Regions from separate parts of the Mus musculus genome. Here all the other regions are linked to region 4. A link is a loop called in an ENCODE intact Hi-C map of the cell type or tissue named here. Cell type or tissue: left cerebral cortex. All regions are shown on one strand. Each heading gives the region's core, and the rest is flanking DNA. Links, peaks and the distances in the headings are about the cores only. Region 1 holds the start of Tmed8 (transmembrane p24 trafficking protein 8). Region 2 overlaps Sptlc2 (serine palmitoyltransferase, long chain base subunit 2). Region 3 holds the start of Vipas39 (VPS33B interacting protein, apical-basolateral polarity regulator, spe-39 homolog). Region 4 holds the start of Pomt2 (protein-O-mannosyltransferase 2).

Region 1 (7,063 bases), core at 1-4,000, 52 kb before region 4:
ACTTGCTTCATCAATGGGTCTTCTTGATTCTTCTTCAAAATCCTCCAGTGGCCCTGAGACTTTCTTTTTAGTTGACTGTCTTAGTTTTTTGTCTGGGAACTTAGTCTGCTCAGGTTGCTCTGTGCCTGACTGCTCTGTGGACTTGAAGTGAGGTTTGAGATCTGCTTCCTCAGTAGACTTCCTTAGCTTCCGGTCTGGGAACTTAGGTTTAGTTACCTCATATGGCTCTGTACTTTTTTCTTTAATTGACTCTTTTTGTTTCTTTTCCGATTTGGTCATCTTGGATGGAGGTAGAGCTTCCTCTTCAACTGATTTTCTTAGTTTTTCACTTCGAATATCTGGTGTCTTCTGCTCTGGATCTATTTTTGTTGGTAGCTGTGTACCTGTTCTTGTAGGTGGTCCTTTGAACACACCTACTGAAACGTCCTGTCGTTGTAGGTCTGGCACCTCATGATTTTTACCTACGGGCACCAAATCCCCCTTGCGTGTCCTGGTTGGCTCTAGTGGCACATTTCCTACATTTCCTGGGTCTCGGTCAGTATTTGGGGACAGCTTAGAGCTTACCTCAAACAAGGTGTCTGCGTTAGCATTATGTAATTTACCAGATTTGGTTCTTTTAGGCTGCAGACTCAGACTCTCATCGGAGTCAGAATTATAATCTCCTGAGACTTCAGACATGTCAGTCGATGCGCCCAAGGCCTCCTAGCAACCTCAACTTCCGACAGCGTCTCTATGGATACCACGATTTCCGGCGGGGTTTTCCAGACTCTTCCCGAGATTTTGTCGATCCTTCCAAGTGCGGACTGTAAAAACCGGCGACCGAAAAAGCACGCCCCCCCCCCCCCCCGCCCCTCTCACGTGTCAGGCCAGCGCTACCCTCTGCCGCCCAGCCGCTCCTTCCGGCCCGTGGCTCGCTTCGGCTCCGCTCGGCTCTCCTCTGCCGCGCTCGCTTCGCCTTCGGCTGTTTCCGGAGCCGCAAGCCGCTGGCTGCGGAGCCGCTCCCGGCGCGGGCTGCAGATGTCGGACCGGCAGGCAGCTGAGGGGCCGGCCTTCTGGAGCCCCGCAGCTCGCCGAGGGTCGGCGGGCGGCGTCGGGGACCGACGGGGAGTGGAGGAGAGCCAGGCGGCCGCCTCAGGTACGCAAGGCCCCGGGCGCTGCAAGGGTGGGTGCCTCTGGGCTCGGGGCCGCGCACCTCGGGCGACCGGGGTCCCCACCGTCACGGGGCCCGCGGCTGCGCTCGAGGTCGTTTTCTACGCGGTTTGGAAATGCCCTGGTTCCAGTCCCGCTCCCTTTCTCGGAGCACCCGGCTTGGCAGTCCGGCTCCTTCCGCCGCGCCTCTTTGGCTTCAGTCGGGGTCCGCATCCCACCTCCATTCCCGCCGCTCTCACCCCTGCCCCTGTCTTTGGCTCTCCGCGCGACCCCACCTGCCTTTCCGCGCGCTCCTGCCGGCGTCTGCTGGGGCGCCCGCCTTCCTCTCAGAACCCCGCTTTGCCCTAGCGTAGGCCCCCGCGCCCAACCTCCGTCCCTTGCATCCTTGAGAGTGGGAGAGATGGAAAGCAGCCAGAATAAGGAGGCTTTGAGGTCTCGAAGGAGCCTGATAGTGAAAGCAAAGGCAGGAACTAGAGGCTGCAGTAGAAATTTTGGTGATGTCTCTCGTTCTCCGAGATCCACCCCTCCTCTTGCTTGGGCCGGTGTCTCCATTTCAGACCACACAAGTTCCTTCGTGTGATTTTACTTAAGTGTCCAAAAGCTATAGGCACAGTCTATCGCGCTGTTACCTTTCAGCCTTGTGACCATCACAGGGGCGTGCGACTAAAAGGATACTTTAGAGGGGAGAGATCTGGTCACACTAAGTGCAAGTGATTGGTTTTATCGAGATCTCAAAGTAGCTGTCACAGTGACTGAGGTACTGCTGTGGATTCCTGATGCTTAGTTGGAATGTGAATCCTCACTTTTAGTGCCCTTGGACAATTGGTTAAACTTCTCTAAACATGTCTGAGTTTCCTCTTGTATAAGATGTGGGTTCTAAAAGTACCTGTGCCTTACAGCATCGGTGGGAGGATCGTGAGCCACTGTGACTAAAGTACTTGATGTGCAACCCAAGATGCCCGCTGTACAAAGCAATTGGAGGAGATTAAAGTCTGATTTAGTACAACTAAATTACTAGAAAAGGTATTCCTGGTTGCTATCTTTCAACATAGTGGCTTTTCTCCATGCCCCTGGTGTGTGGTGCTGCACGAGCACCCCTCCCCCCCCAGCTGTGAATCACGGACAATATTTTTATTGAAAACATCCTAATACATTTTGTCTTTTCTATTTTTAAGGGTTTTTTTTTTGTGCTCTGTGGTAAACAATGCTAACATATATTTGATATTATGGTAATAAAAATTCTAATTAGGGTGGGATGTAGTTAAGCGGTAGAGTTCATTTTCGAGGCCCTGGGTTAGTCCCTAGTGCTACCAAGAAAGAAAAGGGGAAAAAAATTAAGTGTACTTTCTGAAAGATTATAAAGATTAAACATATAAGCCCTTATACAGGTATATGTTTTATAAGCACCTGTCCCTTATATGTGCCAATAATTATAAATTACATACACATTAACTTGTCTTTCATTTTCTCACTTTGTGGTGAACATACCCGAGTGTCTTTGCTTTATATCAGATCTATTTTCTAACATATTCCTGGAGTGCTCTTAACACCTTGTGTTTCAAATGTTTGTTGGGTGGGAAGTTCTGCAAATATCTGGCTGAATCTGGAGGTGAAGGTAACAGTGCAAAGATTTGACTGAACATCCAGTAATAACCAAGGATGCTCCTTGGGGTAGAGTGGTGGATCTTAACCAGGAGCAATTTGACACCCCAGGAGACATCTGGCAACATCTGGCAACATTTTTGGTTATTGGAGCTATAAGCAGCTATTACAGCCAAACTATAAGCCATAGGCTATTAAAAGGTCCTTGGCCTGCAGGTCTACCTCACGTGTTAGAAATGCTGCATTCGAAAGAAACTCAGGCCTGGACTTAAGCTTCGTCTCTGAAGCTCGGGGGCAATGCTACTTTAGTGGGGTTTTATAGACTCCGGAGTGAAACTTTAAAACTGCTCAAAATTGGGAGTGTGCTGCCACTTCCCAGTAGAAAATGAGCTGAGTTAACGTAGAGACACTAAAAAGGGAGGAGACAGAAAGACGCTTTTTGTTATCTTAGAAAACAGCAGGGGAAAATGAGTGGATATTCATTTGTTATTGAACTGAGGGTTTGAGTCTTTCAGTGTACTTTATTCCTTCAGGAGTTTGTCAGTATGCAGAATAACAAGAAAGAATGTGTTTTTACCATGCAGCACCGGTATTTGTTGCTGAGGTTTTGGTAAAAGGAAGGATGTATGTTTGTGTAAGCCAAAGTCTCTAGTGGTCATGGTGTTCCTAGAGTCTTAGGAACTGTGATTGTTTTTTAATTTTTTTTTTTTTTTGGTGTTTTTTGTTTTTTATTTGGGGGCACCTGGGTTCTTCTTTTCCCCAGAGGAGAATCATTCCTTATATCATGAAACTCTCTGAGGAATACGTATTACATCACTTAAAGGCAGGTTTTTTTTGAAGTCTACAGAGCCCTGGGGTACTGGGGTGGGGGTGGTTTTGTGCACTGTGTATTCAGATGCCGATTGCTGTGCCCAGAGATCTGGTTGCAGTTTGGACATTGACAATGTCATGATATTTGGAGCAACTCCTGTCTCGGTGATGTGTGATAATTCTTTTCCATCTCCCCTGATTGATTAACAGTGAGCTGATTCAGCCTATAGCTGGGCAGAAGAGGGTAGGGCGGGACTTCTGATTCCAGTCCGGAGTCGCAATTGAAAGGGAAGAATGAGAGAGGAAGAAGGGAGAAGGACCAGGAGGATTCGCACACAGTCAGGGGAGTCACCATGAGGACACACATGGAACAGAGGGAAGCAGGCATCTGTAGAGAGTTAGAACAGTGCCTGCAGCTTGTTCGTAAGTTTATTAGGCTCCCGTGCCATTTTTTTCGGGAGCTAAAAATGGACTAGAGCGGGCGAGTACGCCCTGTAGTTAACCTGGGAGCAAAAGGGGTGAAGAATAGCTCAGAGAACTACATTTACACTGGGGAAGATAAAGGGCAGTGTTTGTGATGACCTCAGCAAGGACTCAGTTTGCTGTGTATGACCAAGCGTCTGATGTTCAGGCCTGGAGATGGGCAGGTGAACTTGGTGATGGTTCTAGTGTAAGACTGAGCAGTGCAGTCTGTCCTTTTGCAAGGGATGGAGTGGTTCATGTCCGTGACCGTTTCTTGTTAAGTTAGCTAGGACTGGAAATGGAGCGGCTCTCTGCCGGATGGGACAGAGTGCTGGCTGGAAGCTTATGCCAAGACGTCTTTTTGTTTTTATTTCTTAATTTCTATTCTGATTTTTAAATTGACATGCTAATAATTTGCTTTTAAAAAGAATAGTTATTGCATTTTTACAGTGTCGATGGCTGGTTACCATGTTTTACTTCAGTTCATGAGGTATAGTACAACCAGTGTTACCTGAATGAACACTGAGGTCTGTCATACCCCAGCCTTGGGCACTGAAGAGAAATTGGGCTATATGGTCACTGGGTTCTGTTGAAGCATCACCCAGTTGATGTGCTTTCCTGTAAGCCTCCCAGTTCTAACCACATCACCTGCTTTTGGGCCTCTGCTCTGAAAAAAAAAAAAAAAAAAAAAAAAAAGGTAGGCTAATTATTTCTGCAGCTGTCTAGTGAAGGGGAAGTCTTAGGAAATGAATTCTAAAGAAACCTTGACCTAATATTCAGACACTTTGGGGAAAACCTGCCCTTTTTTTAGCTTCCCAGTAAAGAGAATAGACAGTAAGCTCAGACCTGTAACATGAGACTGAGCCACTCTTAGCCTGGAAAGAAAATCATAGTTTGAAAAAGGTCCAGAGCTGGGTGCTGGTGCCGTGCATACTTCTAGTCCCAGCATTTAGCATCAGAAGTAGGTGGGTCTCTGTGAATTTCAGGCCAGCCTGGTCTACAAAGCAAGCTCCAGGACAGCCAGTGCTATAACAAAGAAACTCTGTCTCAAAACAAAAAACAAACAAATAAACAAACAAAATAACCAGACAACAACACCCCCAAACAAAAACAAGACAAAACAACAACAAAAACCAAAAGGGAAAGGAAGCGGTCCCATGTAGAGAGAGTCTTTGAAGCAGGCTTTGAGGAGGCTTTGGTTTGGTTGAGCCCATCAGTTACGAACTGTTACCGTCCAGCTCCTGTTTCTCCTCCACTCATTGGTTCCAAGATTTTGGCCAGTTACGAACCCTAACACTGATCTTGTCACAGTAAAGAGTACCATAGTCAAATATTATTTGGTTACTATTTTAAATTTTCATTTCAGTCTTAATGTTATACGTGATAGTACTAGCTTGAGAAATTAAACTTTTATAATCATACTAAGATTAACAAATACATACTCATTAAAAAGAATAATAAAAGCCTTTCTCTGCTGTCCTCCAATTTGTAAAACTTGTCCTGTTTTCTCTAGAAATATACAGAGAATTAGCTTTCATTTGGCTGCCCTATTAAAATCTGTACTACTGAAAAATTGGCTTTTCCTTGTTCCTAGTGGTTTAGATTTCAGAAACCCCAAAGGATGTGTTTATATTTGTTTTTTTTCCTGTCTCTCTCACACAACAGTCCATCTTCCCACATTGTATACTCCAGGAAATAAACTTATGTTTTTCTTTTCTCCTTACACTTCCTGCCTATTCAAATACAGCTACAGTTGTTTTTGCCAGCAGTTCTTGAGTAAGTTAGGGCATTCCTTTAAACTTAAACTTTCTTTCTTTTTCTGTATACATTAAGCTGTTTGGAAAAAAAGATGCTCTGGGAAGCGACTCTTGATATATGAACTTTGTGTAGCCTGACTGATAAGGAGAAATGGAAATGACTCACTGTTGGTACAGGTGCACAAAACATAGTTGTACCTTTCTCCAGGGGACCTAAATTACACTGTTACTATCCATCACAATTAGAACATAGTTTCCATTGACCTGTTTCTTTGCAGTGTCTATTTTATATGGGTTTATTCCTGTTTAAGAATGTGGATACAAGGTTATTACAGCATCATTTGTAGTGGTAAAAGATTTTGGAAAAAAGTTTATCCATAGAAAACTCATAAATTGATGACTTGTTTTTCATCAAATGAAATATTTGCTGTAGAAAAGAATGAGAAAGCTTCATAAGGTATCTGAGGTGCAGCTAGAAAAAAAGAAAATTTGCAGTAGTGTGTCTAATGTCCCAGTAGTGTAGAAAATCTGAAACTCATGTGTATATGTATGTTATATCCTTCCCTTTATTCACACAAACATGCACATTACCTTTACGTGCATAAAGTCTCTCTGGAAGACTACATAAAACCCAATAGTGTTGATCGCCTTTGGAGATGGGGGAGCTAACATAGAAGGAAGCTTTCATGGTAGAGTTTTGACACTTTGGAATTTTGAATAACAAGAATCTACCTATTCAGAAAAGAAATACAGGGGCTGGAGAGATGGCTCAGCGGTTAAGAGCACTGACTGCTCTTCTGAATGTCCTGAGTTCAAATCCCAGCAACCACATGGTGCCTTACAACTACCTGTAATGAGATCTGATGCCCTCTCGTGGTTCTGAAGACAGTAACAGTGTACTTACATATAATAATAAATAAATATTTTGAAAAAAAAAAGAAATACATATACAAATACTCATGTGCTAGAACATTCTTCACTGGTTTTTTCCCCTAAAATTGGAGTCTTTCTGCATTTAGGAACAGATATTTTTTAATTAATTAATTTATTATTATTATTATTATTTTGGTTTTTCAAGACAGGGTTTCTCTGTGTAGCCCTGGCTGTCCTGGAGCTCACTCTGTAGACCAGGCTGGCCTTAAACTCAGAAATCCGCCTGCTTCTGCTTCCCAAGTGCTGGGATTACAGGTGTGTGCCACCATGCCCGGCCAGATCTTTTTTTAAAAGTCCGATTTTTTTTTTTCATGAACTAGAGTTTAGCAATATCTTTGAGTACTAACTTT
Region 2 (7,641 bases), core at 2,173-6,172, 190 kb before region 4:
GAATCCAAAATACATCCAGAATTTCCAAGGAGAAAAAGGAATTTTGTAATGCAGTTTTTTTTTTCTTTGAGTGGGGTGGGGAAGGGTATGGGGGACTTTTGGGATAGCATTGGAAATGTAAATGAAGAAAATACCCAATTAAAAAAAAAAAAAGCCGGGCGTGGTGGCGCATGCCTTTAATCCTAGCACTTGGGAGGCAGAGGCAGGCGGATTTCTGAGTTCGAGGCCAGCCTAGTCTACAAAGTGAGTTCCAGGACAGCCAGGCTATACAGAGAAACCCTGTCTTGAAAAAAAACCAAAAAAAAAAAAAAAAAAAAAAGCTGGGCATGGTGGCACACGCTTTTAATTCCAGCACTCGGGAGGCAGTGGCAGGCGGATTTCTGAATTCGAGGCCAGCCTGATCTACAAAGTGAGTTCCAGGACAGCCAGGGCTACACAGAGAAACCCTGTCTCAAAAAAACAAAAAACAAACAAACAAAAAAAAAGAATAATAACTAGAAAAAATTGTTTCATTTATGTATATACTTTATTTTTATCATATTCTTAGCTTATTATACTTTTTTTGTGTGCATTTCTATTTCCACTGATTCCCTTGTGCAGTTTTCTTTAATCAGTTGTGAGGTGTATAAATTCTGACCATGGTTACTTGTGTACTTTGAATCTGTCAGAGTTTGACGATCAGGCAGTCAGATCAAACCCTGAGAATTGTGATGTGTGAGCTAGATGGTTATGGACCAGTTCTACATGGGAGATGGTGCTACTGCCAAGGAAGACACACATGAGAGAGGAACCTGTGACCTGATACCAGGTCTGTCCCTCCTTGATGCCAGGCTGTTCAATCTTATGGGTATTTGGTGGCTAGAATGTAACTTATTAAACTAGTCGGATCACCCCAGAAGCAGATTTTTTTCATTAGCTTTGAAATAGACTTCAGACAGTCCTTCTGTGAAGACCTGATCAGGAAGTTGCACAAGTCTGTAAGTCAGGAAAATGTGTGACCACCTTGTTTGCTAGTCAGAGTGCTTGCTGTGTAGGACTTGACCTCTTGATCCTCCTGCCTCCCCCTCCCACACGCTAGCATTAGGTGCACGTGCCATCTCACCTGGCCTGTCAGAGTTCTAAATAGCACACAATGCTTTCTTCGCCTCAGAAAATTGAAGACCAAAATGCTACATTTGATAATTTTAATTTCAGTTTTACTGGTCTTGATGAGAACCAAAGAAAGTTTCTAAAAGGTGAAGAAATAGCACAAAACAAAAAGACCCCTGGAGAATATGGTAGCTGCTTTATAGATGTTGACAGTGAGTGCTGTTGCAAAGAGCATTATTCTCAGGACAGTGCTGGCATACACACACATCATTGTATGAAGGCATCAGATATCTTTCATCAATGCTCTCTTCTGGGTTTAGTTCTGTGCCACCCTTGCTGTGAATTGTGTGTAGAAAGCCATTTACTACACAAAATGTTACATAACCCTTGTGAGCACTGCGTTTGGTTTGTGCATGGTGTGTTTCTGCAGGCATCATTCATACTCCTCACAAAAAAACACTTCCACTCTCATTAGGCAGGGACCTCGGCCTGTGATTGTTGTGTCATTCTGGATGTACAGTCCTAACCTGGCTTGTTGTAGTAAATCCTGCTAGAGCTGTACATCATTACTTCCATGCTGTGTAATTTTTTTCCTGGGAAGACATGAACAGATGTCTATTCATTCCAGATAGGACACTGATGACAGAAGAAAGACGAGTCTATAAGTGATGGCCTTTAGACTCCTCTAAAGTCATTGTCAGTTGCTTCTAATCAGGTTTGGTAGATCTCATTATAGATTTTTCCTTTTTTTGTTAATGAGACAAAGCTTACTTTGAGAGTTAAATGATATATTGATATGAATTAAAGATAGTAAGTCATATATATAAGGTATCATTTCAGAGTTGATACAAGATATTTGTGCTTTGGGATGCAATTGTGAGGAAATTACAGCAATTGCCTATTTTACAGTTGCATCGTCTCTTTTTATTTGTTTTTGATACATACAACTGCTGCTCCCTCCTCTTCACTAAAGATATATCCTCATTTTGGAGCCCAGACTAGCCTTAGATTTGCAATCTTCCTGCCTCATCTCTTACACGCGTTCTCGCGACCGGCCAGGAAGAACGCAACAAACCGGATCTTCTGTGGCAAAGCTTTATTGCTTACATCTTCAGGAGCCAGAGAGCAAGAGAGCAAGAGCTCTATTGCTTACATCTTTAGGAGCCAGGGCGCAAGAGCGCAAGAGCTCAAGAGAGCAAGAGCCAGAGCAAGAGAGAGAATGGCGAAACCCCGTCCCTTTTTAAGGAGAATTATTCTCCATCTAGGATGTATTACTCCCTGATTGGCTGCAGCCCATTGGCCGAGTTGTCGTCACGGGGAAGGCAGAGCACATGGGGTGGAAAACTACCCTTGGCACATGCGCAGATTATTTGTTTACCACTTAGAACACAGAATGTCAGCGCCATCTTGTAACGGCGAATGTGAGGGCGGCTCCCCACACTCATCCTCCCAGAGATTAGGGTTATAGGCATATACCACTATGCCCAATAGTACACTAGAATCTTGTTATGCGTGTTTTATTTAAAGATTTAAATGAGGATCTGGAGCGTTGGCTTAGCAGCTAAGAGCTGCTCACAGCATCACTAAGTGATCTGCTCCCAGCCTAGGGAAACATGTTATTTAGGAGCATAAGGACAGGCAATTTGTATATAGGGTGAGACACACAGGCCACTTAGAAGCAAATCATTGTCTGTCAGGCAGTGGTGGCGCACACCTTTAATCCCAGTGCTCGGGAGACAGAGGCAGGTGGATTTCTGAGTTCGAGGCCAGCCTGGTCTACAAAGTGAGTTCCAGGACAGCCAAGGCTACACAGAGAAACCCTGTCTCGAAAAAAAGAAAAAAGAAAAAAAGAATAGAAAAAAGAAAAAGCAAGTTAATACTTTCTTAATTCCTCTTTGACCTAACCTTGGCTTTGCCCTGTTTCTGGCGTCCTTGTTGGCCAGCTGTGAGCTTTGATGGTATTAGCTGACCTTGAGTCCCAGCTTAGCACCTGCACCAGGCTGTTGAAGGGAAAGTAGTCACACACATCTGTGTACTCAGGAACGGCCTCTTAATGTTGCCTCTGCTTCTGCAGGAGCTGATAGACTACCTGCGCACACATTCTCACAGTGCTGTGTATGCCACGTCGATGTCACCGCCTGTGATGGAACAGATTATCACCTCCATGAAGTGCATCATGGGGCAGGATGGCACCAGTCTTGGTAAGTCTTTTTCAGGAAGCATTTCCTTGGCTTAGTAAAAACCTTAGCAGCCAATTGTGCTGTTTCCGTTGAAGTTTTTCCCTAAATAAGGAGTCAGGCTTCCAACAGGGCAACACTGGCCACATATGCTTTTCAGTGTGTTAAATACACTTTGATAACTATACTGGCTCCCTTGTATAGAGTTTCTTCCCTCCCTCCATCTCCTTTTTTCCTTCCTTCCTCCCTCCCTCCCTCCCTCCCTCCCTCCCTCCCTCCCTCCCTTCCTTCCCTCCCTTATTTCTTTATAGGCAGGGTCTCTGTATGCATGACTATCCTGGGACTCTACATAGACCCAGCTGACATTGAGCTCACAGCTTCTGCTTCCCAAGTGCTGGGATTAATGGTGTGTGCTACCATGTCTGAATTACACATGATAAGACCTTTCTTTTTTTTTTTTTTTTTTAATTTATTTATTTATTTATTTATTTATTTATTTATTATATGTAAGTACACTGTAGCTATCTTCAGATGCACCAGAAGAGGTCATCAGATCTCATTACGGGTGGTTGTGAGCCACCATGTGGTTGCTGGGATTTGAACTTCGGACCTTTGGAAGAGCAGTCGGGTGCTCTTACCCACTGAGCCATCTCACCAGCCCGATAAGACCTTTCTTGTTGTCCCACTGTGCTTTTAACTTTAGGAAATTTGCCTTCAGGGTCTTTCTTAATCACATGTTTTATGTGGAAATGTAATTTACTACATAGTGATGTGTGTCTTCTATAGCATGTTTCCAGAGTCTTTGATTTTAAGCCTTTTTAAAGTTTCTAATTTTATGAACAATACATAATGAAGGCCATCTTAAATCTATTTTTGTCGTTGGTGAGATGTACATCCAAAGAGATGCAGGTACATAACTGAATCAAAGTAAAAGATGCTGCCTTGTTTATTACATTGAATCACCAGAGGGCAGTGTTGACCAATTACTGTGAAAGAAGGGTAATTGAGTCTTTGCTTTCTGTTTTTACTTTTAAAAGTCTCTGTACGGATGGGGCATTGTGATACAAGGCTATAATCACAGCACTTCAGAAATGGAGAATTATTCAAGGTCATCCTTATCCTGAGGCCAGCCTATATTATTAGAGACCCTAGCCCATCAAGAAAGAAAAAAGAAAGAAAGAAAGAAAGAAAGAAAGAAAGAAAGAAAGAAGATAACAAAGTTTTCTGCTAGCAGTATGACATGTACTTAATTTAACTTGTTAGCTTGCTGCTTCTGAGGCATTATGGATATGTCAGACTTTACATCCTTAGCCTTGGGCTCTTCATGACATTATAGATGTACATGTATGCTACATGGCACTATAGATGAGCTACAGCCTATGTTGGAGCCAGTTAAGTAGGAGACTGATTTTGACTAAGACTTTTTTGAAACCCAAACTGTCTTTATATTTGTTCCTATCTGTCAAAGATCCTTATTATCTCTATGAAGAGACTTTTGGAAATAGTGTTGTCATCTTTGGTTTTATGCATTTGCCTATTCAGGAAGAAAGTATTAATGCTGCACAGAATTGAAGCCATGTCAATTGCTTCCTGAGTTCACAATAGCATAGATGTATTGCTTCTCTTTCTGATGTGAGAGAATGTGTTTGGATATAAAATATACATGTATTCAGAGACAGAAAGTACAGTGGCCTTACTAGTTTGTTATACAGATTATTTAGTTTGGTCCGTTGGTTTAGACTAGAAAAAGCTAACAGCTATGCTATCAATGTTAATGTTGGTAATTTCTCAGAGCCTAGATCTGTATGATGAAGTACATATGAATTAATGACTTATTTGTACTCATCAAAAATGTCTGATGAGAAAATGAAATATGGCAATTAGACAAAGTGTTGGATTAGTACTGCTTTTCCAGGTTTTGCCTCTCAAGCCACCACCAAAGCTTAGTTCTGTGGCATCTGTGTAATGCTCACAAATTCTGTGGAACCCAGTCATGGCACAAGGATAGCTTATTTTTACTTCACAGGTCTGGGACCAGAATAGAAGATTCCACTGCTAGAACAACTCAGATGGCTGGGGACTGGGATCATCTGTCAGCTTCTTTACTGAGTGTTGGAAAACCTGCTATGTTTGCTGTAGTAACTTGAAAATTTTGAGTTAACTGAATCAAAACCTTCTGTCATGAGCTTTGCTTGGACATCACCAAAATTGATGGTAGCTGGGCATAAGTCTGAGGAGGAGCTATGGAGAGTTTATGAGCCATATTCAGCCTTTCCTCAAAGGGCTCGGCACCCGTCTGCTTAAGTTGCTAAAATATATTATGCTATAGGTGGTGGTGGTGCGTGTCTTTAATCCCAGCACTCAGGAGTCAGAGGCAGGTGGATCTCTCTGAGTTCCAGGACAGTCTGGTCTACAGAGTGAGTTCCCAGACCTGTGAAGTAAAAATAAGCTATCCTTGTGCCATGACTGGGTTCCACAGAATTTGTGAGCATTACACAGATGCCACAGAACTAAGCTAAGATAGTCAGGGTTACATAGAGAAACCTTGTCTCAAAAAGTAACAATAAAAATGTGTTGTGCCATATTATTACAGTATTCAGCATGCCCTATGATATATAGAAATGCACACGAAGATACCAGAGGACCTTCAATGCATGGGCAGTCTTTACTACATTCAAAGGAAATGCCACATTAAGGTCTGTTGACCAGAGGTATACAGGCGAGAGGAGTGAATAGTGTAGTCATGGGAGAGTCGTAGGCCGGTTTCTCAGTTTGCAGGGCTGAAGCAGGTAGATAGTATGTGAGTATGGAATAGTGTTTAAACCGTTTGCAGGGTGGGGAGATTTGGAATGAATCAAGGACACAATATAGTTTTTCCTATTTTCAATTATGTCACATAGGTTCTGCTACCTGAAATTTTACATTCTATTACGTGTAGGAATAGACCAGATTCTAATAATGACTGTCCCTGTCCTTTGTGTTTTCAAATGTTACACGAACCACTCTTGCTGTATGTATCTTAATACAGTTTGCTGTGTTTTTCTCATTATGAGTCCCATGTTGGGGGTGATTTTCTCAGTCACTTGTTTGCAGTTTTACAGCATTCCAGCGTATTCGGGCAGCCTTTTGTTCCTTCTGTTAGTGGATGTTTAGGTTATTACTGTTTTGAGCTGTCACTAGAACCACAGAGCGACCTGTGTATGTGTGTCTCTGCTCTGTGTTTGTAAGGTTAGCTTGGATACCTTTCAGTGAGGTTGGCAGACATCTTTACAGGCTTCTACATTCTTGCCCCAGCCAAGCATACTAGCAGGTGCCAGTGAGCCCAAGACTTGGCAAGCTAAGGCACGATGATTGCTGAAGGTTTGAGGCCAGCCTGGTCAACCTAGTGAGGTCAAGGCCAGCCGGGGCCATGGAGTGAAGCTAAACAAAACAACTTTAAATTCCCTAGGGCTTCAATATACTCTCCCACTACTGTTACTGTACTTAATAAAAAAAAATCGACAGTCTACTATAAATTTATAAAGAAAATTTAACATTTATGTTTTTAAATTTATGAAAGTGTCTAGCCAAAAGAAGAAATGTAAAGTTATGCAAATTGGTGGTGATTCACGGAGAAAACATGCTCTAGAAGGACTATGTTCTAGGACACCGTTCCCAGACTCCACTGAGGAATGATGGAACAAGACAAAGAGGTTTAACATTGTGGAGCTTAAAACCAGGAAAGGCAGACAAAACCCAGCACTGCTTCCTGGGAGTAGGAGGCTGGGGAGGGAGCATTTTTATTTCTATTAAAGTTGCATGTTCCTATATTGGTTTTTTAATAGAGCTTTAAAATAATTCATTAAGCATATTAAATCCTGCTTAAAATGAGATTCAAAGTGAGATGGTCTGTGCTGCTGTTAGGAGAAGAGTGCTGCTCAGAAAGCTGCAGCCAGCCAGGGAGGAGGAGCTACAGTTCTGCTCGCCTTTACTGCTCCGTTTCCTTCCTCCTGGCCAGCCTTCCCGTGTCCCCTAGAATTACTGTCATTGTTGGCTCTCTTTCACTGTCAATATCAAGTAAGAGCAGGTGAGTAGAAGAGTCCGGGGAAGTTCTGAAAAGCCCACCAAATCCGGAGAGCTAGCTTGTCCTTCATGCATCACTGACCACATTCTGTAGTGGATTTTAGATCCAAGACCTTTTTAATGAATCAAAATATCCATAAAAATCAACTAAGATGTTTAAAAAAATTCCAGAACTGCAATTGGATGTAAAATAATTTAGTGCTTTGTGTACAGTGTTTTTCACGTGTAGTTGGATGCTACCACCATGGCCACATCAAAGACAAAGTGAGTTGGATACATGCATTTAACAGGTGGCTTTTACAGGGACTGCACA
Region 3 (4,000 bases), core at 1-4,000, 120 kb before region 4:
ACAAAGCTAGGAATGTACCCGTAGACTGCTTTTTTGCATCCTCAGCCTGAGCCTGTACTATGTGGGGACTGAATCACGTGTCTCATCTGGGACAACAGGCAGCAAGCGAGGACTCGGCAAACACAAACCTCCACTTCATCCACGCTATTTTCATCAGACAAATTGGGGATTTCCACATGTCCTTTGTACTGCACTCCTGACTTAGAGGTACCTGTCAAAAGCAATGCAATTTCATTAGCCACCTCCTTTGCAGGAAAGGTCCTGCCAGAGCAGTGTCCTACTTAGGCTTCTTGTGACCCTCCACTCTGGGAATGCCACGTGCCAGAAGCAATCACTGGCACCCCTAATGTCTTTCCTCACCCCACAGTGGAGTGAGAGCTGTTATGACTTATTATAGCATGGCACTGGCAGTAGCTCAGGTCCCCCGAGCCTGTCTGGGTAGCCACTAGCATTGGTTGTTAGAACACCTGCCATGGAGAATTTGATTGTGGCCACTCTGCATTTGCTTCTGTGTGAGTTTATAATTTAGAAGTAAGATGTGAACATAGAAAACTATGTGACATCTGTCACTGTCCTATCTCTGCCATCTGTCAGGTAAGGTGCCATCGGTATGTGCTGATCCCTCTGCCTTAGATGGACCCGTTCTGTGATCTCACAAGGGCCCTCAAGCTACAACCCCTGACGGCCAAAACACAACACTTCAAGCTTCTTTCAGGAAAAAACCACCCACCATCCTGATTACAGTATGAATGTATTTCATACTCAGCACATGTATAAAACTCTGGTATTAAGTTTTAGTTTCTAGATTTCATTTTAATTACGTGTGCATGTGTGTGGAGGTTGGGGGGACACACATATGCAAGTGCCCTCAGAGGTCAGAGCCTTCTCATGTTGGAGTTATAAATGGGTGCTGGGAACTGAACTCCAATCTCTGGTCCCCGATTTCTTTAAAGACATTTTTGGATGGAGGACTTCTCTCCCTCTCCCCCTAGAGTTCACCGCCATTTTCCTATCTTCAGTTTCCCAAGTGGTGGGACTATAGGTATGTGTTAACAACATCTAATGGGTACCTGATCAATTCTATCCTATCAACCCTGTGGGTTGTTTTTTTTTTTTTTCTTTCTAAATTGAGTAACTGTTGTTGCATAGTGGACTAAGTTTTAGGGTACATGTTAACTATGACAAAACTCACTCTGTGTCTGTACGCCTCAGTTTTTCAGTGTATTATATAAAAAGGAGACTAGACAAGATATATATAGTTCCTTCTAGGTAACAATACTTCAGATATACATTGAAAAAGCAAAAATTATAGACAGATCTATCTACTTTCATCTTTACTACTCACTTGGGAAATATTCCATTCAGCCCAATTCTCCCCCCTAGGGGTATTACAGAAGGGACATTAAATTATAAGATGGTAAAACAGCCCCAAATCAGATGTATAATTAGCTATGATAGTACAGTGATATAAGATTTGCACTGGAAGTAGAAAGTGATTGAAGCTAAAAGAAACATCCCCCCCTTTTAAAAATCATTCATTCATGAGACAAATGATGGAACTGACGAGATCAAGCAGATAAATTCATTTGGCGTCCCACTGAGTGCCCAATGCCGCTTGCCTTCAAAGCAACACCGTCTTCTCTCTTCAAGAGTTTGTCAGTGCTCAGAACCTCTCCAGCAAGGATCAGAGCTATGGCAACGGGGCTATAACCTCTTCCCTGGCAGCCTGGCAGGCCTTACCTGTCCAGTTCAGTTTGATGGTCCACTCATAGAAGAAGATAAGTTTGCCTTTCCTGTTGTTGATGGATGCCTCCCCATCAAGCTTGTTCACTTCGGTCACCTCGCACTTGCCCTCTTCATTTTCTACTCGAACGGCCAGGAACAGGGTTTTCAGTTTCTCTGTGGACCAATTTGAAGCATCTCTCTCTGTCCTGCAAGACAGAAGCAGCGCTAAGGGCTGGCAGTCAAGAGGAGAACGCACTGTTTCATTCAGCAGGTGACTGCAAGGTTAAAGGAGGCAGAAAACAACCCAACCCTCTCAATTCTACCCTAGAATGTCCACAAACATGCTACTTTTAGGAATCCAAAGGGGTGGCGAGTTGTCAACAAAGAGAGGTGCTGTGCAAACCAAGTTAATACTTTCCAGTCTTAGCACAATGAGCCTTGACCGTTAAAATGGCGCCCCCATTTGGCCAAGAAGAAAGATGTGACCATACTGCTTAAGTCAGGAGAGCAAAGACAAGCAAGCATTTTTGCTAAGAACTTCAGTTTAAAAAAACAAAACAAACCAACAATAATGCTAGCCTCATTAACAGTGTTGTGTCCCGTTCAGTGTTCAAACTTTGCCCTACACATCCTACATCCTCTAGACAGTGTCACAAAGTCCACAAGAAAAATTACATCAAGTAGAATGTTAAAAAGAGACAGGTTGAAGGGGGAAAAAAAAGACGGTAAAAATCAATTCTTTGCCCTTCTAGTACAGCTATTTAAAAATCAAAAAGCTATAACTGAGGAAAAAAAATATAATGTCTGTAAAGTTCAGTGGCACTCCAAATAACTTTGTTTCCAGAAGATTTCTGAGAGATGAGGCAGCTTCCAAGACCGGTTAGGCTGTAAAATCATGACTGCCGGGCAACCTGGAGTTGTTACAACAGAACTTAACAGTTCCGGGTAGGAGACTGCATTGCGTTCAGCATCCCGAAGCTCCAAGTGCCCTGCAGATCACGTTCCAAAGCTTCTCACGCTGGACTGAGGCAGTAGTCCCCTATGACTTTTGCTTTCACTGTAACCCGCAAACCAACAACTACCGCGCCTGGAGCTCTCGAATTCCCCAGCAGACTCCCAACACAATCGGCAGGGGTCTGGATCTCAAGGACGCCTGCGGCCACGTGTAGGAAGTATCACCCGGCTCAGGCTGGATGCAGCAACTAGGGCACTCTGTTCTCGCTCTGAAATTCCTCCTTGGGGACTCAGCAGTCCATGTCGAACCCATCGCCCCTAAGACTGTGATGGTGGCGAGGGATGGAGGGGACCCCTGCTACAGAAAGGACTCACGCCCAACCCCAGGCCAGGGTTACTTGGGTCCCGTACTCGCCAAGGTCCCAGACACCTCCAACCCCTAGCCTGTTAACAGTGCTCCTGCGGCCTGTCTTGCTGGCCCATACCAGTGCCAGTTGTTGACGTTGGTGGCGTCCGCCCGCTCCTCCACGATCCAGCGTGGGTCTCCCTCACCCCACTTGGCCATCAGCTCACTTATCGCACCGCTACCAGCTCCCAAGCAGCCGCAGCCACAGCCTGAGGACCGCTCGGTCCCAGCCGCCTGGCAGCGCCTGGAAACTACTAGAAGCAGCACAGCACCTCCTGGCTTGCTTTTCCCTCCACCCCAACCCCCTCCCAGCCTTAACTTCCGGCTCCTCCTCGCTCTTACCGGGTACTTCCGTTCCAGCTCGCCGAGCCGTAGGTTCCGTAACTTCTGGCGTTCCTTCCAGCTCTCTCAGTTTATCTTAAAAGCTCTTAAGTCTAGGCCCTCAAGATCCTAATCCCCACCGGCTAGGACACAAAATATTCCTCTCATTGTCTCCTTGGGCCCTAAACCGACCTTGCTGAGCCTGATGGGAGTTGTAGTCTTTAAACCAACCCTTCCGATAACTGCGGAAGGTCATGCTGAAAGTAAAGGAAATGACCTAGCACTATGCGCTAGTATTTCTGGGAATGCTAGTCCAGAAGCCTCGCGGCCCGCAGGGAGGACGAAAGAATGATAGAGGTTATGGAACTACAACTTCCAGGATGCTTTGCGGGTATTCCTTTCACCTTCTTCAGACTCTTCTCCGCTGTCCCCTTCTGCTCTTCTCTATGCCTCACAGCCTGTTTAGAAAGGCTGGTCCAGCGGCTGAGCCTGGCGCTGTCCTGAGAAGGAGCGCTCGGTGTGGAAGAGGTGAGGGTGTCCCAAGCCCCTGTCTAGGCCTCGTGTCTAGGTGAACCCACCCTCTCCGCACCCTTT
Region 4 (7,564 bases), core at 1-4,000:
CTTTGTAGATCAGGCTGGCCTCGAACTCAGAAATCCGCTTGCCTCTACCTCCCGAGTGCTGGGATTAAAGGCATGCATCACCATCACCCAGCTGGAATCTTACCCTACATCTATTATTATTTTTTTTTCTTATATATCATTTTAGTTTCTTTTCCTGCTGCTATGATAAAATGCCCCAACAAAGGCAGTCTAAAGAAGAGTGGTTTATTTTGGCTTATAATTCAAGATGTAGTAAGTCACCTGGGGTGGGGGTGGGGTGGGGTTTGGGGGAAGAGCAGCCTGAAACAGCTGGTAAGTAACCTATGCATCCACAGCATGAAACAGAACAATGCTGTGTGTTGGTGCTTGGCTGACTTCCCCCTTATTATGGGCCCAGCCAGACCCAACCCAGGGAATGGTGTCACTCTCCCACATCAGTTAACCTGATAAAGACAATCCTAACCCTCTCTGCAGAGCATCTGGAGGCTTGTCTCCTATGTGCTTTTAGATAAACAGGGAGAGAAATCACAGCTAAGCACTAACAGCAAACCACCTGGCGATTTTTGCACTTGAACAGCTACTTTTTAATATCAAGTAGAATGTCCGTTTAATTAGCACCGGGAAGGATCATGTTTCCAACTCAAACATGCATTCTGGCGACTTTAAATTTGCAGTTTTTCTGTTGTGGGAGACTCGGCCCATGCTAGGAGCTACGTCAGAGTTGCGTACATCCCTAGCTGTTTTTATACCATTTCTTACATGATTAAAATCCTGAAAAATCACATCTGTATGTGGAAAATCTATATTAACCGGATGCAATGTCCTTTGCATCTAATGTGCCGCCTTCCTACATATCGGCCCTCCTAAGAGACTCAATTTTAAGTCTCTTATAAAACACACTCGCAGCTCCATTCCAGCAATGGCTTAAATACAAATGGCTCTAGGGTGGACTAAAGAAGTTCGACTTAAACCCTGGACGCTCCATATGCCACAGCCTGGAATCCCAGCACTTGGAAGGCGGGGGCGGGAGAGTCAAAGTTCAAAGTCAGGTTGGGCTGCACAGCAAGATCGTTTCTTAGAGCCAAACCGACAAAACTAGAAACCTGAGCAGATACTACAAGTGATTATTAACGTCGTTAAAGAGTCACATCTTTCCCCCTTGCCTTTGGTGCATGCCTGGACCACCAGGTCCCCTGAGAGACATACGAAGGGCGCCGCGAAACTGCAAAGTAGGGAACCATGTTTGAAAGCCCTAGAAGAGGTCTGTCTACCCGAAGCAGGGAAAAGCGCGATTGGACGCCCCTCAAAAGCTTCCAAGTTTAGCCTTCCCGGCCCAATCTACCACCACCATAAGGTTCAGCGGCCAGCGCGCAGGTGTAGAGTGAGCGGGCGCCGAGGTGCACGCCGGGAGTCGTTGTGGCGCCACGCGAAGAAGCGAGCTCTCAGCCCCGCCCCCCCCCACAGCTCTTCTCCGCGTTTCTCAGGAGAGACCCTCATCCCCGGACGTGGGGCACAGACCTTCCCGGCTTGCATCTCGCCCGGTCGGCCGGCCAAGAAAGTCAGCTCTCGGGACTAGAAGATGACTGAGGCCTAGCGGGGTCCAGAGAGCGAAGGTTGGACTAGATGGCCTCCCTCCTTCGGGCTGGCCCCGCCCCCGCCCCCTGAGCTGCTGGGAGTTGTAGTTCATGAGCCGACTCGAGTTTGTCAGTCCTTGGTTTCCCTCCGCCTCCCGCAATGCTCTACGCCTCAGGCCGCCTCTTAGCTGCCCGGGCGGCCACCACACTTTCCGCCCCGCCCAGAGCCCGGGGCCCGGCGCTCCGCGGCAAACGGAGGGAACTACAAATCCCATGGCACCTCGAGACGCCTTCTTATGACCCCTTGACGGGGCAGCGGACAAGACCCGGCGTGCCTCCGGCCCGGAGGGTGATCCTTCGGAAGGGGAGGATGCCGCCGGCCATAGGCGGTGGCCTAGCGGGCTCCGAGCTGCGTCCCCGTAGGGGCCGCTGTGTGCCGCAGGCTGCCAGAGCCGTGAGCCGAGACGTGGTCCCCCAGGCTGCAGCACGGAAACTTAAACGGCCTGCTTGGAGCTCGCGGCGCTTCCAGGCGGCAGGGTGGTGGGCCACGTTGGCTGTGGTGACGCTGCTGTCCTTTGCCACCCGCTTTCACCGGCTGGACCAGCCTGCTCACATCTGGTAAGTGGCGGAAAGGACTTGGCGGGCACCATGGCAACTGAGAGGGAGTGACGCCACCCTCTGATTGGCTTGAGGGCGCGAAGTGGGCGGGATTCATCGGAGGCACGACAGGTCCTTGGCGGTAGAGAAACTCAGTTGTATTTCGAGGGGAGTAGGGGGTGGCTGGGGAAAGCTTTCCGGTGTGTCAAACCTCGGAGAATAGGTTTGCCCTGGTGGGGGTCCCACACTCGGAGTTTGCAGGAGTTGTCCTCATGTCTTCTAGTCACCTGGCTTTAAAATGGTGATACTCAGAGGTTCTTTGAACTTGGCTGAGAAATTAGTAAATTCGTAGAACATAATTTTCCCAAAGCGTGATTTTCAAAGAAAAAGATTCCTATAGAGTAAGGATAGTTTGGGTATCGGGAGATGGCGGCACAGATTCTGAGCAACAGGTCTGGTGTTATCCTGTGAGAATTATTTTCTAGGCCTTACTTTGTATGATACAGATGGTGGCTTGAGGCTTGGTTCAATTCCATTTCCCAAGCTCACAGAGTTACTTGATCTTTAGCTGGAAGGGATGTTTTATCTTCTCTATATCACCAAACAGAAACTTAGCATAGAAGGTGTCACAAGTGGATCTTACTCAAGAGCAAGCAAACACACTGACAGGGCTGCTCCTATAGGAAACTAATAAATTACTGTGAAGCTAATTAATAAATTAGGTGCATTTTATGACTGTTGGGAGCTGTAACTACTGGGTTAAACACAAAGGCGTAATCACAGGAAGGGGAATGAATATCAGCACCTTTAGAGTTAGGTTCTTCCACCCCCTGTCAAATCCTACTATACATGACTGTATCCCAAAGAGATAGGTGTACCCACAGTGGGTTACATAATGGCCAAGGACTAACGAGTTTGGGAAATCTATTTTAACACTCACAAGCCTTAATTAGCTCTGTTCTCATAGGAGACATTGCCATATCTCTTATTGCAAGCACAGCCCTAAGAAATGGCCCAGGTCAAATGCAGTTAGGGCATCCTAGGTACATTCTTGGCACGTGTGGTTGTCCATCATCAGCTGCCACTTGTCTTAGGTGGCCCGTCTGAATCTTATCTGGCTTTGGGGTTAGACTTAGAGGAGAAAGAGAGAATTGTTTTTTGTTTTGTTTTGTTTTTTGAGACAGGGTTTCTCTGTATAGCCCTGGCTATCCTGGAACTCACTTTGCAGACCAGGCTGGCCTCAAACTCAGAAATCCGCCTGCCTCTGCCTCCCAAGTGCTGGGACTAAAGGCGTGCACCACCACTGCCTGGCTGTCCAGGACATTGATGAAGGGCTTTCTCTCCCAATTGGCTTTATTACCCCTCCATCATGCATTGCCTTGGTTTCTGGCAGATGTTTCATGTTAATCCACAACTCTATTAGCTACTCAGATCAGCATGGCTGACAGAGGCAGAAACCACATCTGTTCAGTTTGTCTCATATGATTTAATTACGGCTGCTGTCAATGAAACTCCAAGCAGGGGGGTGATGGGCCCTGGACTCAGCCTCTTACAAATAAGTCCTGATGAGGGGCCAGCAGTATGAATATAGTCTAAGAACAGTCTACCAGTTATGACCTGTGCAAAGCAGTTTCGATTGATTCTGATCTTTGGTATCATTGGCGGTAATTAAAATGCACATCCCATGTCTATTCCTTAAATACTAACACATTACCTGAAGAGATGCAGGTCATTCAGTTCAGTTTTATGTGGACCATCACTCACTGTGATGTAGACCACCACTGCATTGATTTGGTTAAGTCTCAAAGGCAGTATTATGGAGTGGTTGAGCCTCCATGATTGTATGGGCATAGCTCAGGTCCCTAGTACTTTAGAGACTCATATATGATACATTCTATAGAGTGTATCAATGAGAGAAAGTTGTACCATCAGTGCATTAGCAAGTGTACCAGTGAGCTGTTTTTTGAGAGTTGGTGCTGATGTCATCAGCTACATCAAGAGTAGCTTAAGACTGTCCATGTCGATGTTCATGAGTTCTGTTTGCAGCCACAGGTTGTTACCATCATAAGCTGCCACTTGTCTTAGGTGGCCCATCTGAATCTTATCTGGCTTTGGGGTTAGAATTAGAGGAGAAAGAGAGAATTAATGTTTCCATTCACTGTATTATATCTCTAGTGCTCTAATGTCTTTCTTCTTCAGGGTTGTTTCATTCCTACAACTCTGCCCAGGAAGGTAGTGTGTGCCACACCAGTTTCTGTTTGCCTTTTCTCCTGTTGTACCCTATTTCTATCTAGACCTTTTTACTATGGGCATTGTAAAGACCTATTATGTCTCTGACACGGGTGGCATTGTGTGAGACTTGTACTTAGCCAAGTATTGTGTTTATCAAACTGTAGGCCATCTGACTCCAGTAAGACAATACAGGAGATGAATCTAGAATTAAATATGAGTATTGTCATCTTCCCTTACCCTTCTCTGCTGATCTAGGGTGTCACTAAGAAGAAAGACATACCATGGTCATGGAAACCTAAGTGTGTCTGAGTAACTTGATATAGCTCCTCTCCCTTTTCCTGATTATTACCCAGTTGGTAGTCATGAGGAGATGACTTTTTCTGGGGATGACTACATTAGGACAAGGTTGCTTTTTTAAAGTGTGTAGGCCAGGAGAAGGTGATGGAGGGAAAGTTTCTGAGGAAAAGTTCAATGCTTGGCAATATCAGCTGTTTATTGATGATGGGAACATGGGTTACATGTTTATTACCTTGACTGTTGGCTCATTGTTACATGACTAATGTGACAAAAAGGTGTGCCACTGTCACACTTAGATGGTTTGGAAAGCTAATAAGAGGACATTAAGTTTAAAGATCACAGTGGTTTCTCCAGAGTCATGGAACCAGAGCCTCAGCCTTTCTGTAACCCGAGAAGGCAACAGCAGCAGTGAAATACTGGTGAGAGCCTCAGCTGGGAACAGAGTCCTGATGCACAGAGCTTCTTAGGAGCAGGTAGTCAATGTCCTATGCAAAGCAAGTGGCCAGCTTTTGGCAGGAGTCTGGTATACCATGGTGGCTTCTGCTTCAGAGACCCATAGTCCTTTAAAATTTATGCTCAGTCAGTTCATGCCACCATATTTGTTTCTCCACTGGAACAATATAAGCAGCTGGATAGTGTAGGCTTGATTAGGAACCTCTAACTAGTCATATCAGAGTACATCCTTTGTGATGGGTATCTGCATGAGTAATCCAGACTACTCCATCAGTGGACAGACAGTTTCCACTTCGCTGAGAGCATGAGTTTCTCAGTACATAGTCTTTCAATTGGTTTGTCAGACCCTTCAACTCTGATTGCAGCCAGCCAGCCAGAGTTATCTTACTTAGGTTTGCTATTGCTGAGATGAAACACCATATCCAAGCCAACTCGGGGTGGAAAGAGTTTATTTGGCTTATACTTCCATATCACTGTTCATTATCAAAGGAAGTCAGGACAGGAACTCAAACAGGGCAGGAACCTGGAGACAGGAGCTGATGCAGAGGTCATGGAGGGGGTGCTGCTTACTGACTTCCTCCTCATGGCTTGCTCACTCTGTTTTCTTATAGAACCTAAGGCCACTAGCCCAGGGATGGCACCACCCACAATGGGTTGGACCCTCTCACATCAATCACTAATTAAAAAATGTGCTACAGAATTGCCTACAGCCTGATCATCTGAAGTCATTTTCCTAACGGAGGTTCTTAGTTGGCTTTAGTTTGTGTCAAGCTGACATAAAACTGTCCAACGAAAGGATGGACCATCTAGAGACTGCCATATCCAGGGATCCATCCCATAATCAGCTTCCAAACGCTGACACCATTGCATACACTAGCAAGATTTTGTTGAAAGGACCCAGATGTAGCTGTCTCTATGCCGGGGCCTAGCAAACACAGAAGTGGATGCTCACAGTCAGCTATTGGATGGATCACAGGGCTCCCAATGGAGGAGCTAGAGAAAGTACCCAAGGAGCTAAAGGGATCTGCAACCCTATAGATGGAACAACATTATGAACTAACCAGTACCCCGGAGCTCTTGACTCTAGCTGCATATGTATCAAAAGATGGCCTAGTCGGCCATCACTGGAAAGAGAGGCCCATTGGACATGCAAACTGTATATGCCCCAGTACAGGGGAATGCCAGGGCCAAAAAAAATGGGAATGGGTGGGTAGGAAAGTAGGGGGGAGGGTATGGGGGACTTTTGGGATAGCATTGGAAATGTAATTGAGGAAAATATGTAATAAAAATATTAAAAAATAAATAAATAAAACTGTCCAACATAGGGCTAGAAAGATGGCTTGGTGGTTAAGAGCATTGACTGCACTTCCAAAGGACCTGGGTTCAATTCTCAGCAACCACTAGTGTCTGTAACTCAAGTTCCAGGGCATCCCACTCCCTCACACAATCATATATACAAGACAAACACCAATACACATTAAAAAAAAACAATGGCAACAACAACAGAACTATCCAGCACAGTTGTCTGTAGGTCAGAGCGGCTTCTGCTACCCAGTGGATAGCATTTTAACCCCCAGAGGACTAGGTACTGGCATTGTAAGGAAGGTCTGTGTCATGGGCCCCACTGACCTGGTAACTGTGTTTCAGGGAGTGGACTAGGTAATAGTTTTTCCCAAAGGGACACCTGCTGCTTTATGTAGAACAGAGAAGCCTCCTGAGCCGTTTGTTCTAAACTCCAAGATAATCTCTTCTAAAGAGGAAATGGAAGGAACTCTGAGGGTTTGGTGGGGTAATGCACTCTTTCAACAGAAGTTAATAACTGGCTTTTTAAGAGTGTGTTTAGTATCTTGTGTTCAGCAGGTGGCACTGCTATCCTAGTGACTAGCTTAGTATTCTAGCAGTACTTAATGGGTATGTGTTTGCCTGTTCACTTGTGTGTGTGTGTGTTCACATATAGAGGTTGATATTGAATATCTTCCTTTGTCTGTCTCCACTCATTTTTTGAGAGATGAGCTCTCTCTGAATTCGGAGCTGGCAGGCCATTGGGCTCCTGGGATCTTGTCCCTGCATACTCAATGCTGTGATAAAGGGCACTCTGCCATACCTGCGTTTTACATGGTTGCTGGGTATCCACAGTCAGGTCCTCAAGCTTCTTTAATAAGTAGAACAGAGGAGCAGTTTCTACTCCTGCTGCCCACTGCTTCATTTGGGTAAGAACATTTACCACCAGGTTCCAGGATGTCTTCTCTTGTATTTGTATCTGACTCAGCCCTATCCCTTTTCGTTCAGAAAGCTAGGCACGTCATCAGCCTATGTTGGGCCCCTCCTTGACAAGGTCTTAGATATGTTTTAGCTTGTTTGTAAACTAAGAATTTAACTTGCTGTTGTTTTATGGGTGCTAGTAGAAGAGAAAGTCCTAAATCAATGACAGT

The links. Peaks named below come from ENCODE experiments on the same cell type or tissue, not always from the same donor. Only the 100,000 strongest peaks of a DNase experiment are listed, where the experiment ranks them.
Region 1: a loop joins it to region 4, with 2.6 times the contacts of the local background. A loop is called at or near these places in 10 of 42 quality-filtered maps.
Region 2: it touches region 4 in a loop (2.5-fold over the local background); 14 of 42 quality-filtered maps call a loop at or near these places.
Region 3: it touches region 4 in a loop (4-fold over the local background); 12 of 42 quality-filtered maps call a loop at or near these places.

What each region holds. Positions count from the first base shown.
Region 1 is chr12:87,194,158-87,201,220 of GRCm38, reverse strand. Tmed8 (transmembrane p24 trafficking protein 8) reads left to right here and starts at 992. Exons shown (of 6, transcript NM_001033475.3): 1 at 992-1,135. The coding sequence starts at 1,018. Samd15 (sterile alpha motif domain containing 15) reads right to left here and starts at 713. Exons shown (of 4, transcript NM_001290288.2): 1 at 1-713. The coding sequence starts at 678. In left cerebral cortex, for the core only: no CTCF peak of the experiment used is centred there; DNase peaks (open chromatin) are centred at 828, 1,538 and 1,989; H3K4me3 peaks cover 2,252 bases; H3K27ac peaks cover 1,431 bases.
Region 2 is chr12:87,331,681-87,339,321 of GRCm38, reverse strand. Sptlc2 (serine palmitoyltransferase, long chain base subunit 2) reads left to right here. Exons shown (of 12, transcript NM_011479.4): 9 at 3,164-3,290. Among named protein-coding and RNA genes, the nearest start is that of Ism2, 36 kb to the right of the region's middle. In left cerebral cortex, for the core only: a CTCF peak has its summit at 4,224 (motif pointing right); DNase peaks (open chromatin) are centred at 4,232 and 5,324.
Region 3 is chr12:87,266,086-87,270,085 of GRCm38, reverse strand. Vipas39 (VPS33B interacting protein, apical-basolateral polarity regulator, spe-39 homolog) reads left to right here and starts at 3,800. Exons shown (of 20, transcript NM_001142580.1): 1 at 3,800-3,934. It overlaps Ahsa1 (AHA1, activator of heat shock protein ATPase 1), which reads right to left and starts at 3,358. Exons shown (of 9, transcript NM_146036.2): 1 at 3,165-3,358; 2 at 1,741-1,931; 3 at 129-211. The coding sequence starts at 3,244. In left cerebral cortex, for the core only: CTCF peaks have their summits at 2,187 (motif pointing left) and 3,362; DNase peaks (open chromatin) are centred at 2,166, 2,917, 3,446 and 3,713; H3K4me3 peaks cover 2,082 bases; H3K27ac peaks cover 1,170 bases.
Region 4 is chr12:87,141,778-87,149,341 of GRCm38, reverse strand. It overlaps Pomt2 (protein-O-mannosyltransferase 2), which reads left to right and starts at 1,440. Exons shown (of 21, transcript NM_153415.4): 1 at 1,440-2,171. The coding sequence starts at 1,714. It overlaps Gstz1 (glutathione transferase zeta 1 (maleylacetoacetate isomerase)), which reads right to left and starts at 1,635. Exons shown (of 9, transcript NM_010363.4): 1 at 1,498-1,635. The coding sequence starts at 1,512. In left cerebral cortex, for the core only: a CTCF peak has its summit at 1,873; DNase peaks (open chromatin) are centred at 1,032, 1,392, 1,760, 2,214 and 1 more place; H3K4me3 peaks cover 2,344 bases; H3K27ac peaks cover 1,798 bases.